Linked DNA regions of Homo sapiens: region 2 is linked to region 1. A link is an interaction called in ENCODE POLR2A ChIA-PET data of the cell type or tissue named here. Cell type or tissue: A673. All regions are shown on one strand. Links, peaks and the distances in the headings refer to the core of each region. The heading gives the core; the rest is flanking DNA.

Region 1 (5,380 bases), core at 89-5,088:
TACCGCAGAGAGAAAGTCTCAGTAATAAAGTCCTTTGCATTCAACTTTGTTCATCAAAAATCTGAAACTCAGAGTGATATTAATATATTGGATTGTTTTAAAAATAATACTCAAATAAACAAAAAAATTAGTTTAGCAAAACGTTTACTATATAGTTTATGCCCTAATTTCTATAAACTAGAAGTTTAAAATTTTCTTCTTAAAATTGTCTCCTACTATTCTGAAATTGGTTTTTAAGAAGGTGAATATTTTTTCATAGGAAATATTTCTTTTGAAAAAATGTGTGAATTTGTGCCCAGTGGTTTTAAAAGTCAAATAAATTTAATATCCATTATAATCCAAAGAGATTTATTTAAAATCAGGAGCAGTTTTTAATTTTAAAATTATTAATGAATTGTGATTAGATCACAAATAACTTAGGCCATCTAAGTTTCTTTTTTTTTTTTTTTTTGAGACAGAGTCTCGCCCTGTTGCCCAGGCTGGAGTGCAGTGGTGCTGCAATCTTGGCTCCCTGCAGCCTCTGCCTCCTGGGTTCAAGCGATTATCCTGCCCCAGCCTCCCAAGTAACTGGGATTACAGGCGCGTGCCACCGTGCCTACCTAATTTTTTGCATCTTTAGTAGAGACGGGGTTTCACCATGTTGGCTGGGCTGGTCTCGAACTCCTGACCTTGTGATCTACCCGCCTCGGCCTCCTAAAGTGCTGGGATTACAGGCGTGAGTCACCGTGCCTGGCCTAAGTTTCTTAATTCTAAACCCCTCTTAATCATGATGCTTATTAAGTGTCTTCATCATTGGCTTGTTAAATGAGAAGCTGTTTTATTTATTCTGTTGAGATTTTTAAAAATTTTTTAAATTTTTTTTTTTTGAGACAGGGTCTCACTCTGTTGCTCAGGCTGGAATGCAGTGGTGTGCTCTTGGCTCACTGCAGCCTTCCCATCCCAGGCTCAAGTGATCTTCCTGCCTCAGCCTCCCCAGTAGCTGGGACTAGAGGCATGTGCCACCATGCCCAACTAATTTTTTTCATTTTTATAGAGATGAGGTCTCACTGTACTGTCCAGGCTGGATATATTTATTCTACTTTGAAGTAAGTAAGTTTATTTTACAAAATGTGATGTGAACATGTGAGCTTCTACTCAGTTTGTATAATATTATAGGCTCCTATCAAGAATGTAAAGCTGAGTGTTATTTCAGATCAAAGTAATTGTTTTTCCCTGGATTTGTTAGATGAAATGTAATTGTAAATCTTTCTCTCTAGCTGCAAGTCTCAAAACAGGATTTTTTTAAAAATGAGTTTTGCAGCCCCACGTTTACAGGTTCAGATTCCATAGATCTGAAATAGGGGGTCTGCATTTGAACTAATATCTCAGGAGATTCTGATGACAAGTTCTCCATATTTTACACTTTGAGACATTGGTAGAGGCCATACAGATTATTCTGCATCATTGCTGAGTTCTTTTCTTTTTCCATCTTTGCTTTATAATCGATCATTTTTCCTCCATCCAAATTGAATAAACTTGGTTTTTCTCTCTGTTACTTGTGATTTTTAGAAAATGTGCTAAACACAAGCCTTAGGACCAGTGCCTCTTAACCTTTTATCCATATCAGTTCTCCTGAGGGGTATGAATCCAATCAGTAATAGTAGATCACTAAGGTAATGATTAATATACAGTGGTGGGTTGAAGGAACATACTCCCCATGGAAGAGTATTGGAATCCTCTAGTACGTACAGTATCAAACAGTCTCCCTCCTTTTCTCTGTGATTTTGGTCTTTCTCCTTAGAGAATGTCCTCCCTCCAACTCCAAAAGACATTGCCTCTGTGGTATAGTTACAGTCCTTAAATATATGTCTTGGGTGCCCTGTGGCTGTGATTTTTTAAGGGAAATTAACTTATTTTAAATAAAATAAACTTAATTTAAAATAAAATTTTGTTATCTAAAGCCAAATAGAAAAAATTCCACATTTTTTCTTACAGTGCTCATTCATCAGAACCTTTTTTTTTTCTTCTTTTTTTTTTTTTTTTTGGAGATGGTCTCACTTTGTCGCTCAGGCTAGAGTACAAAAGCGTGATTATAGCTCACTGCAGCTTTGAACTCCTGGGCTCATGGCATCCCCTTTCCTCAGCCTCCTGAGTAGCTAGGACTACAGGTATGCACCACAATGCCTGGCTAATTTTTAAATTTTTTTTCAGAGACAAAGTCTTGCTATCTTGCCCAGACTTGTAGTGTATTTTTTATAGATATATTTTTAGGGAGCTTATGAGCTCTAGTAATCTACTTATCAATGTATTTCAACTGTTAGTAATTACCTTACCTTAATAAACTTTAAATGTGACCTTACCTTCCACTTTTTAACTTTTTTATTAAGGAATAGCGTATATACATATTTTTAACTTTACTACTTAAAACTAGGAAACTTCTGTCAATTTCTTAAAAATCTAAAACTACCTATGGAATACACAAAACTCCTAATACATTTCTTTTAAAGCCAAGTTCTCTCTTTCTATGTTATTGTGTATTGAATGAGTTCTTTTCAGCTCTCTCCAGGTTGTTTAAATATAAGTACAAATGACTTCAGTCAAGAAGGTAAAGTCATTATTAGTATATAGAAAAATGAATCTAAAAATATGTAGTCGTGCCCCAAAACAACAGGATTAAAGATCTCCGTGGACTAGAAGTGCAGCATGGATCCACAGTTTAAGCTGTAGTCCCAAGGAGAATTAAGGGCTAAAAAAATACACAATGGGGGCTGAGATTTCAGCATGTGCAGAGGAATAGGGAATGAATGCATTTCACATGTAGTACATCAGTAGATCTAGTCTACTTGAATAAAGCAAGGAACCGGCATCTTATTGCCCTACCTGTGAACCAAAATGGATAAAAAAATATTTGATCAACTATCTAGGGTTATGGTTAGAAATTAGCAAATTGTCATATCCAGGTTGTATGTAAAAAACAAAACAAAACAAACCCAAAAAAACTAAAAAAAAGGGGGGAAAAATTAGCAAATTGTCGTTAATGGAAGAAACAGAGACAACTGTGTAACTAAAAACTTGGAGGACAACCTTCTTGATTTAGGGAACAGAAGTGAAATATCTCTATGAGACAAGAACCTTAGGTGTCCAGCAAAATATCTACTTCTGAAATGGACTCCAAGAGCCAGACTGAGGGAACTTCCAAAACATCTGATGAGGAGTACATCTGTGGATGGAAAAGAAACTAAAACAAAACACCTCCCATCAAAATGAGTTTCCTCAGTAAAAAAATTATAAAGCTGGAGAGCGAATCTTTATCAAGAAAGATAGTCAAAATGTAAACAAACAAAAAGCAAAATATAATACACTCAAGGAAATTGAAATAAACTTTAATCTTGAGAATTATGAACATGTTTATTTTAAACTATGACCAGTAGCCATAAAACAATGTGAGATAATAAAGCAAAAGCTGATAATTACGTATTAAGAACAGGTGGATATAAAATAAAACTAAAAGTTTTGGGGGGTAACCTCAATATATAGGGTAAGACAGCATATTAGACACAGTTGAATGCATTAGTGAATGAGTGATAAAACAAGAAATAATACAATAAAATATATAATGAAATATAGTAAAGAGATAGAAAATATGAAAAAGAAATTGAGAGAAAGAGAATAGATTAGAAGCTCCACCATATTATCTACTAGAAGTTCCTGAAGGAGAGGATAGAAATGGAGGGGAGAGGAAATGTTTGAAGAGAATGGTGGAGAATTTTCTAGCATTGTGACTAGACATGAATCCTTGACTGAAGAATCATATCCATCACTAAGCAGAACAGATGAAACTGTGGAACTTTAAGGATAATGAAAAATGTCTTAAAAGCTATCAGAGGAAAAAAACGCATTACCTACAAAAAAACAACCATCAAAGTTTTGACCTTCTCATCAGCAATAATAAATTACAGAAGATGATGGGAAGTAATATCCTCAAAATACCAAGATAAAATAACAATACAGAATTCTGTACTTAAGTACCATTCTAGAGAAGGAAAAAATAAACATATTTTCAAATCTACAAAGAATAAACGAATTACCATCATTAGACCCTTGACAAAAGAACTACTAAAAGATATATACATCAGTAAGAAGAAAAGTGAGTCCTGGAGGAAGGCGTGGGATACAAGAAACTACGGTAAGCAAAGAAATTGATAAAACATATTATAAATACAAATGTTTGAGTTTAAAAACCTAAATTTTAATGTTTAAAACCAAAGTAGTACTAAAATTCTAGAAAACAATAGCAGGAAATCAGAAGGATGTGTTAGAGAGTTTAAAAGCCACGCTAGAGTCTTTTGTTGTTGTTCAGGAGGAGAAGGTACTGAATAAAGTTTTTTTTTAAAGAAAAATAGAATCGTAATCAGAACAAATATAAAGCTATTACACTCAATTGTTAAAGGGCAGAGACTTCTGAATTAGAGTCAGAATCAAAATGTAACAAATGCTGTTTGCAGGAGACAAACCTAAAGCAAAGTGATGAGGAAAGCTTGACAGTGATGGGAAAAAATTATGTAAAGCAATATTAATATCAGACAAAATGGAATTTTAAGCCAAAAGCACTTTTAGAAATGAATACTCCTCCAACTGAGAAAATAATTACCAATCAGTAACTAACAATCTACCATCCAAATAAAATATAAAACTGCAAAATTGCAAGAGAAATGGTCAGATCTGCATTTGTAGTGGTAGGATTTTTTTCACACACTTCTCAATGAAACTGATGAATCAAACATAAAATGATTGTTAAAAATCAAACAATTTTTTATCTTTCATAAAGCTAGCATTCTGTTTCCAGTAAATATACTTTATATTCTTTTCCAATACATGGAATATTTATAAAAATTGTCCATGTTTTAGGCCACAGAGAAGTCCGAAGAAACTCCTGAATCTTCATCACATGGACTACATTCTCTGATCTCTCTTGCCTTAAAATTACACATCAACAATAAAGTCTTCTTTAATTCCATACATTTAGAAATTGAAGGAAAATACTTTTTCTTTTTGTTTTGAGACGGAGTCTCACTCTGTCACCAGGCTGGAGTGCAGTGGTGCCATCTTAGCTCACTGCAACCTCCACCCACCGGGTTCAAGAAATTCTCCTGCCTCAGCCTCCCAAGTAGCTGGGATTACAGGCACCTGCCTCCGCGCCTGGGTAATTTTTGTATTTTTAGTAGAGATGGGGTTTCACCATGTTGGGCAGGCTGGTCTTGAACTCGTGACCTTGTGATCCACCCGCCTCGGCCTCCCAAAGTGCTGGGATTACAGGCATGAGCCGCCGCGCCAAGCCAGGAAAATACTTTTATAAAATTCATGGGGTTAAGAGGCAATACAGTAAAAATTACACGGTAGA
Region 2 (5,380 bases), core at 136-5,135, 120 kb after region 1:
AGAAATTTTGTTCTTTTTCTGAATCGTTGTCACAGATGGGATGTGCTCTGTGGAAGCTTAGGAACATCTAAGCTACTGTAATGTACTCTTGCTTAAGTCATTTAAAGATGGACAGAGGTGCTGAGAACTAAGTAAATATGACAATAAGAAGCGGGAATGGTAGGGCCTTAGGTGCCCACCTGCAGACTAGAGTGCTCCGTAGGGCCAGGCTGTGCCCCGAGCACATCTGGGGTGTATGGCCGGTGTCTGATACACATCTCAGAACACAGAGTGGAACAGAAGAGAATCAAAAAGCTGCTTCACCTTCAGCAACAATACATGCCAGTGTTGCTTTTCCATAGGAATAAAAAGTGATGAATCTAAAATTACATGATATTTTGCTGTAAATAGCAGCTATTTTTATTATCTGCTAATAATAGAATGAAGATAAAATACATTTAACTTTTGCATTAAAAAAAATGTCCCTGGTGCACTTATCAACATATGAAAAAAAAAACAGTGGCTGGAAATATTTATTTATTTATTTATATTTTTTGAGACTCACTCTGTCACCCACGCTGTAGTGCAGTGGTATGATCATGGCTCATTGCAGCCTCAATCTCCTGGGCTCAAGCCATCCTCCCACCTCAGCCTCCTGAGTAGCTGGGACTACAGATGTGTGCCACCATGCCTGACTATTTTTTTTTGGTATTTTTTGTAGAGATGGGGTTTTGGCAGGTTGCCCAGGCTGGGAAATATTTATTTTTATTTATTGGTTTCACTAACTCTCTATCCAGTTGCTTTTGACCACATCATCTGCCAACAACGGGGCTTAACTTGTGTTCTGGGATGCTCTTATTATGGGGTTGAGGAGAGGAGAGACTTTGATGCTACCTTGGGCCTTTCCATCTGTAATTCAACTCCCCACCTCACCCTTCAATGCAGTCAGAAGGCCCCCTCAGACTTACGGGGCTCCTGGGAGCTGTAGGATCCGTAGAGCCCCTTGCCACACACGCTGGGTCCCGGGCCCCTCAGGAGGGTCAGGCCCTGGGCAGGACATGGTGAGAGTGAGCAGACAGCAGGCCCTGTGGAGGAAAGGGTGGACTCAGGCCAAATGCCTAGCGGGGATGGGGTGACAGATACTCTCCTGCCCTCACCTGCCTTCACCTGCGGTGGCCTGCAAGTACAGCTCTGAGGCAGCTTTTGAGTCAGACACCTCCACTTCAGTGGCATCTTCTACCACCCTGGAGGAAGCAGAGGCTGAGCTCAGCTCCGAAGCACCAGGGTTCTGTCCAGACCCCCAGAACCTCCATGTGGGGAGCCCTTGGAGGTCCCCATAGCCTATAACCTCCCTAAACATTTCTCATCCTCATGATTTTATTTTCCCTCCTGTGAACAGGGTAGTTGAGATCACTCCCATTTTCAGATGGAGAAACTGAAGTCCTGCTCAGTGAGATGCTCAAAATCACCCAGTGTGACAATGACTGAGTCAGGACATGGGGCTGGGGAATAGAGTTGAGGTGGTGTAAGTTGAAGAGTTGTAAGTGGGGTGAGGGGAGTGAGAGGGATGGGCACATAAGATTAAGGAAGAGGGTGGGAGGGGATCCTGAGAGCAGCCCCTGACCCTGTAAGCATGACCCCAAGCTCAGAGCTTTCTTCCCCTGGGATGGCAGTGGGTGGAGACCCCCAAAAGCTCGGCTTCAGGGAGGCAGCCATGCCTTAAGACAAGCACCCTCAGACTCCACTGGGCCCTGAACACTCACAAGCCCAGAGGGGACACGTCCAGCACCGACAGGTTCTCCACCCCTGGAGAGAGCAGGTCCTGGGTCCTTCCACTGGGGCTGAACTGGGGTCACACAAGCACACTTGTTACAAACTGAACCTTTCCCTACTTTCAGCTCACATGATCCTCCTGGGGTCCAAACATGGCACCATGAATTCAGCCTTTTTGCAGTCAGAGGAGAGGAGACCTCAGAGAGGCACGCCCATGCCAGTGAGCAGTAGAGTGAGACTGGACACACACTCTCTGGCTCCCCACAAACCTCGGGCTCCTTCTGCAACATTGCCCTGGCCCTGGTTCCCAGGTCCCACTCTCTCCCCTCCCTCAAGGGTCTCACCTGCACCAGGCTAAGAGTGCTAAGCACAGGATCAGAGCAGCTGAGGGGCAGAGCTTCTTCAAACAGCATCTGCAGCAGCTAAAGTGGAGAAGCGTTCAATGAGGATTAAGAAAGCATGAATCTGTCCTTCAGCATTTCCTGAGCATGAAGTCTGAGTCATGCCCCATACTACTGGGGACATGGTATCCAGGAGAGAAATAGCACCAGTCTTCTTCTTCACAGCAAGCCAGAAAGTGAGCAGACATCCTCAGTGGGATCTGCTGTTTGCTGCACAGGGATCCACGACAAGTTCTGAGGCAGCTATTTTGGTTTGGGGGCATTTTGACGAAGCCCCCACAATAAAGCTTCCAAGCTTATAATTAGTATTCACCATGAACTGTGAAAATCAGATCTCCCTGGATATTTGATCTTTTCATGCCACCCCTCTCTAACCCTCACCCTATCAGCCCATCTTCCTTTATTTTATTTTTTAATTAAAAAAAAATTTTTTTGTTTTGCCTTTTTTTTTTGGTATACTTTTGGCTTTATTTCCAGCTTTTAAAAAAAATTTTATTATTATTACACTTTAAGTTTTAGGGTACATGTGCACAATGTGCAGGTTAGTTACATATGTATACATGTGCCATGCTGGTGTGCTGCACCCATTAACTCGTCATTTAGCATTAGGTATATCTCCCAGTGCTATCCCTCCCCCCTCCCCCCACCCCACAACAGTCCCCAGAGTGTGATGTTCCCCTTCCTGTGTCCATGTGATCTCATTGTTCAATTCCCACCTATGAGTGAGAATATGCGGTGTTTGGTTTTTTGTCCTTGCGATAGTTTACTGAGAATGATGATTTCCAATTTCATCCATGTCCCTACAAAGGACATGAACTCATCATTTTTTATGGCTGCATAGTATTCCATGGTGTATATGTGCCACATTTTCTTAATCCAGTCTATCATTGTTGGACATTTGGGTTGGTTCCAAGTCTTTGCTATTGTGAATAGAGCCGCAATAAACATACGTGTGCATGTGTCTTTATAGCAGCATGATTTATAGTCCTTTGGGTATATACCCAGTAATGGGATGGATGGGTCAAATGGTATTTCTAGTTCTAGATCCCTGAGGAATCGCCCCACTGACTTCCACAATGGTCGAACTAGTTTACAGTCCCACCAACAGTGTAAAAGTGTTCCTATTTCTCCATATCCTCTCCAGCACCTTGAGCTGTGGTGAGCTCCACCCAGTTCCAGCTTCCCTGCTACTTTGTTTACCTAAGCAAGCCTGGGCAATGGCGGGCGCCCCTCCCCCAGCCTCGCTGCCGCCTTGCAGTTTGATCTCAGACTGCTGTGCTAGCAATCAGCGAGACTCCGTGGGCATAGGACCCTCCGAGCCAGGTGCGGGATGTAATCTTCTGGTGCCCCGTTTTTTAAGCCCGTCAGAAAAGCGCAGTATTGGAGCGGGAGTGACCCGATTTTCCAGGTGCCGTGTGTCACCCCTTTCTTTGACTAGGAAAGGGAACTCCCTGACCCCTTGCGCTTCCCGAGTGAGGCAATGCCTCGCCCTGCTTTGGCTCACGCACGGTGTGCTGCACCCACTGTCCTGCGCCCACTGTCTGACACTCCCTAGTGAGATGAACCCGGTACCTCAGATGGAAATGCAGAAATCACCCGTCTTCTGCGTCGCTCACGCTGGGAGCTGTAGACCTGAGCTGTTCGTATTCGGCCATCTTGACTCCCGAAAAACGCCTTTTTTTTTTGAGACGGAATTTTGCTCTTGTCGCCCAGGCTGTAGTGCAATGGCATGATCTCGGCTCACTGCAACCTCTGCCTCCCAGATTCAAGTGATTCTCCTGCCTCAGCCTCCCAAGAAGCTGGGATTAAAGGTGTCCGCCACCACGCCCAGCTAATTTTTGTATTTTTAGTAGAGATGGGGTTTTGCCATGTTGGCCAGGCTGGTCTTGAACTCCTGACCTCAGGTGATCCACCCACCTCGGCCTCCCAAAGTGCTGGGATTACAGGTGTGAACCACCACGCCCGGCCCCTTCCCACCTTCCATGACCTCCCAGTAGCTGCATAAATTGACCTTGGCAAAACATCTTGCGGGGACCAACAGGATGCTTGCTGTAGGAGCCCCAGTGAGGGCTGATGTGGGGAGGGAAGATTCTCAGAAGTCTCCGGGGAAGGTAACCCCTGAGCTGCATGAGGCCTGCGCCCTGGTGGCTCCTCTGGGACTCACCTGAGGCACAAGTCGGGGTGCCTCTGTTTCCCTCCCCCGGAGCAACAGGGCCACACTGTACCCTCGGCCCAGAGAGCCCAGTGTGGATTGGACACGTGCCAGCAGCTCCTGCTCTGCCTCCTGCAGGGACACACAGGCACAGTCCACTGACTCAGGTGCCCTGAGCAAAGGAGCTCTGGAGGCAGCTGGCACTCCAGGATCCAGGGGCCTGAGGGCTCCCACCCTCCTCTCATCACCCTCCCAGACCTCCCTACCTGAGCAGCATCAGGGCCCAGGACTGTCAAAGGTGAAGTTTTGTTCCTGTGGGCAGGGCTGGGGTCAACCATGATATTCCCATCTTCCCCTGCACTCCCCGCCCCACTCCCCTCCCCCCCACCCCCCACCCCAACACACACACAACGCCCATCCACCTGAGTCTCTAGAGTCCCAAAATGAAGCAAACAGAGGTTTGTGGGCCCCACCAGGTGTGTGGGGCTACAGCTGTCCTCAGGGCCTGAGAAAGGTAGACTGCATATCAGCTCTCATGAGGAAAACTGGCTCTGGGATTCCTGAGTTCTGCCCTCAAACTTTGCCTCAGTTTTCCAACCTAAGGTGGCCTAACCCTCCCCCTCTTCCAAGAGGCTGTCCTGGACTGCATTCCTTCTGAGTATAAATGGGGAGGGCATCTTACCTGAACCCCTCCCCGACTCCACTTCTACCACCACGGTCAGCATGGCATGTGGGTTGGGAGAGACCATGAGGGCCCCTCAAGGAGGCTGAGTTGCCTGGGCCAAACCAGCCCCTGCGCTCACCACCTCTCCACAGTCCATGCCCTCTATGCCTCTCAGCTTCCCCTCAATAATTCATGAATCTCATCTGAGGGCTAGGGAGGGGTGGATCTGGACCTCGTAACCTACTAAGGGAAGTGACATTCCCTTCTCTTGTGAGAGAACACTGCATAAGTTTCTTTTATTTTTTTCCTTTTATGAAAACTTTCAAACATGTATAACACTGGAGAGAATAGTATAATGAACCTCCAGGTACCCAGCTTCAGAAATTACCAAATTCTGGCCAGTCTTACTTC

The links. Peaks named below come from ENCODE experiments on the same cell type or tissue, not always from the same donor. Only the 100,000 strongest peaks of a DNase experiment are listed, where the experiment ranks them.
Region 2: POLR2A ChIA-PET joins it to region 1 with 7 read pairs; 2 of 35 experiments call an interaction of 5 or more read pairs at or near these places.

Annotation. Positions count from the first base shown.
Region 1 is chr5:140,472,593-140,477,972 of GRCh38, forward strand. All of the region lies in intron 10 of ANKHD1-EIF4EBP3 (ANKHD1-EIF4EBP3 readthrough), which reads left to right. All of the region lies in intron 10 of ANKHD1 (ankyrin repeat and KH domain containing 1), which reads left to right. Among named protein-coding and RNA genes, the nearest start is that of EIF4EBP3, 72 kb to the right of the region's middle. In A673, for the core only: no CTCF peak of the experiment used is centred there; no DNase peak of the experiment used is centred there.
Region 2 is chr5:140,589,928-140,595,307 of GRCh38, forward strand. LOC112267855 reads right to left here and starts at 5,135. Exons shown (of 9, transcript XM_024446282.2): 1 at 4,988-5,135; 2 at 4,572-4,617; 3 at 4,318-4,437; 4 at 3,726-3,867; 5 at 2,097-2,174; 6 at 1,743-1,825; 7 at 1,137-1,223; 8 at 948-1,064. The coding sequence starts at 4,582. RefSeq lists an enhancer at 2,998-3,947. In A673, for the core only: no CTCF peak of the experiment used is centred there; a DNase peak (open chromatin) is centred at 2,234.